Linked DNA regions of Homo sapiens: region 2 is linked to region 1. A link is a contact called in ENCODE Hi-C or POLR2A ChIA-PET data. All regions are on one chromosome and are shown on one strand. Each heading gives the region's core, a stretch centred on a gene start or an enhancer-like site at or near the end of the contact. The rest is flanking DNA. Distances are from core to core; before and after follow the strand shown. Region 1 overlaps YTHDF2 (YTH N6-methyladenosine RNA binding protein F2). Region 2 overlaps EPB41 (erythrocyte membrane protein band 4.1).

Evidence for each region. Hi-C counts contacts between places; a loop is a spot of excess contacts on that map. ChIA-PET counts read pairs that join two places held with the same protein, here RNA polymerase II (POLR2A). Pooled maps may share reads with other maps.
Region 2: a map of Calu3 shows a loop between it and region 1 (6-fold over the local background). The contact joins two enhancer-like sites. A Hi-C loop is called at or near these places in 2 of 168 maps with a recorded cell type or tissue (Calu3 and naive thymus-derived CD4-positive, alpha-beta T cell) and 8 of 50 pooled maps. POLR2A ChIA-PET finds 5 or more read pairs at or near these places in 3 of 52 experiments (H1, WTC11 and activated CD8-positive, alpha-beta memory T cell).

What each region holds. Positions count from the first base shown.
Region 1 is chr1:28,746,979-28,749,664 of GRCh38, forward strand. The region is part of intron 4 of YTHDF2 (YTH N6-methyladenosine RNA binding protein F2); the gene reads left to right. Among named protein-coding and RNA genes, the nearest start is that of YTHDF2, 11 kb to the left of the region's middle. RefSeq lists a silencer at 1,017-1,240 and enhancers at 1,815-2,336, 2,337-2,686. Within about 2 kb of position 1,437, at least 4 of the 41 ENCODE cell types and tissues checked have a DNase peak (open chromatin) inside an H3K27ac peak, as active enhancers do.
Region 2 is chr1:28,932,116-28,934,801 of GRCh38, forward strand. The region is part of intron 1 of EPB41 (erythrocyte membrane protein band 4.1); the gene reads left to right. All of the region lies in intron 1 of LOC124903886 (a long non-coding RNA gene), which reads right to left. Among named protein-coding and RNA genes, the nearest start is that of EPB41, 19 kb to the left of the region's middle. Within about 2 kb of position 1,321, at least 3 of the 41 ENCODE cell types and tissues checked have a DNase peak (open chromatin) inside an H3K27ac peak, as active enhancers do.

The DNA of each region.
Region 1 (2,686 bases), core at 187-2,686:
GGCTGAGGCAGGAGAATCGCTTACACCTGGGAGGCGGAGGTTGCAGTGAGCTGAGATGGTGCCATTGCACTCCAGCCTAGGCAACAAGAGTGAAACTCTGTCTCAAAAAAAAAATTCAGCTTTTAATCAAGTATGTATTTTGATTATGTTTGCTAGAGTGGTTCAGTTAATGATAATTGAACTTGATATGTAGGTGTAAGATTCGTTTGTTGGAATTGACCAGCCTTTTAATGTTTTCATAGAATGAGTGCAATAGTAAACAGAATTTAGCGTCTTTGGTAAGCTAACTAATGGCTCTTTTTAAAAACCATTGCCCAGCGCGGTGGCTCATGCCTGTAATCCCAGCACTTTGGGAGGCCGAGGCGAGCAGATCACGATGTCAGGAGTTCGAGACCAGCCTGGTCAACATGGTGAAACCCTGTGTCTACTAAAAATACAAAAATTAGCTGGGCATGGTGGCAGGTGCCTGTAATCCCAGCTACTACTTGCAGTGGGCTGAGATTGAGCCATTGCAATCCAGCCTGGTGAAAGAGCAAAACTTGTCTAAAAAAAAAAAAAAACCATTCCATAAAGACTTTTTTTTTTTTTTTTGAGAGACGAATCTCACTCTGTCGCCCAGGCTGGAGTGCAGGGGTTTCACTGTGTTAGCCAGGATGGTCTTGATCTCCTGACTTTGTGATCCTCCCGCCTCTCCCTCCGAAAGTGCTGGGATTACAGGCGTGAGCCACCACGCCCAGCCCATAAAGACTCTTGATAAGTGAGTATCCTAGTTCTCAGCCGGTGAGCAAACCACCAAATAAAGGCTTCAATTATACTTCTGTCAGGTTACTTTTTAGTTTACTCTCTTGTAAGAACTGCTGGCACTGGCCGGGCGCGGTGGCTCACGCCTGTAAGCACAGCACTTTGGGAGGCTGAGGCGGGCAGATCACAAGGTCAGGAGATCAAGACCATCCTGGCTAACATGGTGAAACCCCGTCTCTATTAAATAAACTACAAAAAATTAGCTGGGTGTGATGGTGGGCTCCTGTAGTCCCAGCTACTCGGGAGGCTGAGGCAGGAGAATGGCGTGAACCCAGGGGGCGGAGCTTGCAGTGAGCCAAGATGGCGCCACTGGACTCCAGCCTGGGCGACAGAGCGAGACTCCATCTCAAAAAAAAAAAACCAAAAAAAAGAACTGCTGGGATTTCAGGAAGATGCCTATGATTGCTTCTAAGCCCAGTTACCATTTTAGTTAGTACTGCCTTACTCTCCTGTTGGTTACTATTTTCCTTAACATCTTTACATAACTGATTGTAAACTGTTCTTACAATCTTTATTAGGCTTTAAAGAACAAGCAGGTTTTATGAGAATGGGGCTCATAGCTCATTGAGATGGTAGACTCCCTTAGGTGAAGTGTTTGTGTGTGTACCTTTGTAGTATTTACGAGATTGCAGAAGCTTTCATGCCAGATGGGTGGTAACCCCATAAAGAAGTAGGGAAGTACTTAAACTTCATCCTGAAGGTGTCACAGCTGTTTTAAAGTTCCATGATTGGGCAGTATCTTGGCAGAACACACTGAAGCAGAGCCACAGCCATTTTTGCCTAGCATTATTACTGACTTGTTCTGCATGATCTAATTAACATAGAACCTTCAAGCATTAGATCTGTCAGGCTTGAAACTTAGAGCAAATTTTAGTGACATGTTTGATAGATGTGACTTACTTTTATTTTTTTAAAAAGCAATATACTGTGCTTTAGGTGTGGTTTACCTTGTTGAATACTGCAGATACTATTGTGTGACCTTTCTGCGTTTATTTAGAACTTTTCCCCAGTTAAGTATTCCCTATGACATCACTTTTGTTGGCTTCATAGTATTGTCAGACTTACTATAATTTACCAATCCCTAATTGTTGAATATGTCAACAATTTGTATTTTATTTTTTCTAATTAAAATAACACTACACTGAACATCCTTTTGTATAAATATTTACATCTGTCCTTTAGTAGTTAAATGTGTCAAAGGTATATGGTTTTTTAAAATTAGTATTTAACCACAAACTCAGAAATTCTTACTAAAGGGGTATGTGCTTTGTGGTCTTGGCTAATTTCTGTATATATTGCTACATAAACCTTTTTCCTTTTTCCTGAAAAGTTTTGTTGAGGGAATCATTGTGCAACTGTTATCTAGAAGAAGGCAACAGTTAAGAGCCTTTCTTTCTTCCTTTTTTTTTTTTTTTTTTTTTTTGATACGGGAGTCTCAGTCTCGCTCTGTCGTCCAGGCGGGAGTGCAGTGGCGCATTCTCGGCCCACTGCAAGCTCCGCCTCCCGGGTTCACGCCATTCTCCTGCCTCAGCCTCTCGCGTAGCTGGGACTACAGGCGTCCGGCTAATTTTTTTGTATTTTTAGTAGAGACGGGTTTTCACCGTGTTAGCCAGGATGGTCTCGATCTCCTGACCTCATGATCTGCCCGCCCCGGCCTCCCAAAGTGCTGGGATTACAGGCGTGAGCCACCACCACACCCAGCCGTGTTTCTCTTTTGACTCAACTTTGGAATAGTCTGGGAGAAAGGAGAGTTAACTTTCCTGAATGAGTGAATTTTTTAAAAGAAATTTCATAAAATAATTGGTTTAATTTTTGTCTTGTTTCTAGCCCTTTAACTACAAGTAAAAATGAGGGAAGTAGTCAAGAATAAGGGAAGCAGTCAAGT
Region 2 (2,686 bases), core at 71-2,570, 190 kb after region 1:
TTTTGTTTTGTTTTTTGTTTTTTTTGAAATGGAGTCTTGCTCTGTTGCCCAGGCTGGAGTGCAGTGGCACTATCTCAGCTCACTGCAGCCTCCGCCTCCCGAATTCAAGTGATTCTTCTGCCTCAGCCTCCTGAGTAGCAGGGATTACAAGTGGGTGCCACCACACCTGGCTAATTTTTGTATTTTTAGTAGAGATGGAGTTTCGCCATGTTGGCCAGGCTGATCTCGAACTCTTGACCTCAGGTGATCCACTCTCCTTGGCCTCCCAAAGTGCTGGGATTACAGGCATGAGCATCATGCCTGGCCTCTATATTTTTATCTTTTCTTCCAGGAGCCAAAGCTGCTGCTTTTTCTCCTTTTTTTTTTTTATGCTTCTCTCCTACCTCCTTTAAAAAAAAAAAGCAGATATCTTTTTTTTCCCAAATAATTCATGTTATTGTTAATGTGGAGATGAAAAACAGGCCAAACTAGTTATATATTTTCAGTCTAAGATCTTTCTCCTCTGTTAAGTTTTAGACTAGATATTCTTGTTTTGTCAGGCTCTCAGTACATTTTCTCTTCCATGTCAACTCTAATTCTCTTCATCTCTTCTTTTGGTAGTGAAAATCAAGTAGAATATTAAAAGACCATATGCTCTGCAAATCACTTAGAAGCAAACTTGCTCTGTGATAGTATGGCCTTGATATTTGTCATTAATATTATTCGTTGTTTTATTTTTGGGGTAGCTTTCTGGAGGTCAAGGGTTTACAAGTAGAACAAAGAAATATGAGTAGTTAGTGACCGAAGAACTAAAGCTTTTTTCCAGGATTTTCTTGTTTTACAAAGACACGTATAGACATTTTGTTAGATTTTTAAATACCTCAGTTGACAATTTAAATGTTGAGAGCCCAATACTGTTAGTATTGTGAATATATTTGAGTTGAATATATTTGGTATATTTAGTTTGTATATTTAATTTTTTGAAAAAGTTTTGTCTTTATGTATTTTTTTCTTTAACATTTGAGCTTGAATCAATAAAGGGCAGCAACAGAAAAGCATTTTGGATCAAACATATTTGCCGTGTTCACTATATTTTGATGATAAATAGATGGCAACATTTGTCTTTGAGTCTGTCTTGTTCTGCTCAAAAAGCAGAAAAGATAGGAAGAGAGAAATAAGTAAGATTTACTGCACTTTGCTTAATATTCTTACAGCAATAACACACCTTAGCTGGTGGTATTTTCCTTTTATGAATCATAAAGTCAGACTGGGAGAGGTAACTTATCTAAGGTCATGAAGCTAGTAACTGAGGGTGCTAAGACTCAATGTTTAGCTGACTTCAAAACTGATGTGCAGCACTGTGATTGGATTTGGAACTCTCTTCTATTGTGGTTAGGGTAGTGGTAAACTTTCATCCTATTCAGATTTTCACAAGTCATAATTTATTGTCACCTAGGATGACCAGGATTCAATCTAGGCTATCACATTGCATTTAGTGGTTATGTCTTCCTTAGTCTCCTCCAATCTGTGATAGTATCTCCTTGCATTTCATAGCATTGATGCGTTCATAGAGTATCGGCCAGGTGTTTTACAAAATGCCAGTCGGGGTTTGTCTGATTTTTTTCCACGATTAGATAGTAGATTTTTGGGAAGAATACAGAGGTGATGTGTCCTCAGTATGTCATGTTGGGCAAAGCAAGACCTAGTCTAAAAAAACCACACACACGGTTTTAGATTTACAGATTTATTGTGAAGATAGTACAGAGTCCCTATATACCCCACACTGCAGTTTCCTCTATTATTAATATATTAGTATAGTATATTTTTAACATTAGTAAACTGATATTGATACATTATTGTTAACTAAAGTTCATATTTTATTCAGATTTCCTCAGGTTTTTTTCCTAATGTCTTTTTCCTGTTCCTGAATACCATCCAGGATACCACATTATGTCTAGTACTCATTTCTCCTTACAGTTTTCTTGGTTGTGATTGTTTCTCAGACTTGCTTTGTTTTTGATGATCTTGACAGTTTTGAGGGTTGTTGGTCAGATATTTGTAAGATTGCCTCAGTTGGGATTTGTGTGATGTTTTTGTCATTATTAGACTTGATAATGTGTTTTTGGGAGGAAGACCCAGAGAGGTAAAGTATCATTCTCATTACTTCCTATCAAGGGTACATCCTATCAATATGACTTATCACTACTGATGTTGACCTTGGTCTTAAGGTAGTTTATCAGGTTTCTCTGCTGTAAAGATACTTTCCCCCCTTTTCCATACTGTACTCTTTAGATGAAAGTCACTATGCATAGCCCACACCTAAGGAGTGGAGAGTTGTACTCTACCTCCTTGAGGGCAAAATATCTACACAAATTATTTGTAATTCTGCATCAGAGACTTTATTTTTCCTCATCTGTTCAATCATTTATATCAGTGTGGAGTCATACTGATATGGATATTTATTTTACACTTTGGGTTTTAATCCAGTATTACTTCATTTATTTTGTTGCTCAAATTGTTCCAGCTTTGGCCATCAGGTGCTCTTTTGGTTGGCCTCTGGTTCTTTTGACATTGTGTGTGTGTGTGTGTGTGTGTGTGTGTGTGTGTGTGTATTTTAATACTTTCCTACTTTGTGGTACTACAAAATGCTCCAGGCTCATCTTGCATATTTCCTGCCCGGCTCCTAGAATCAGTCATTTCTCCAAGG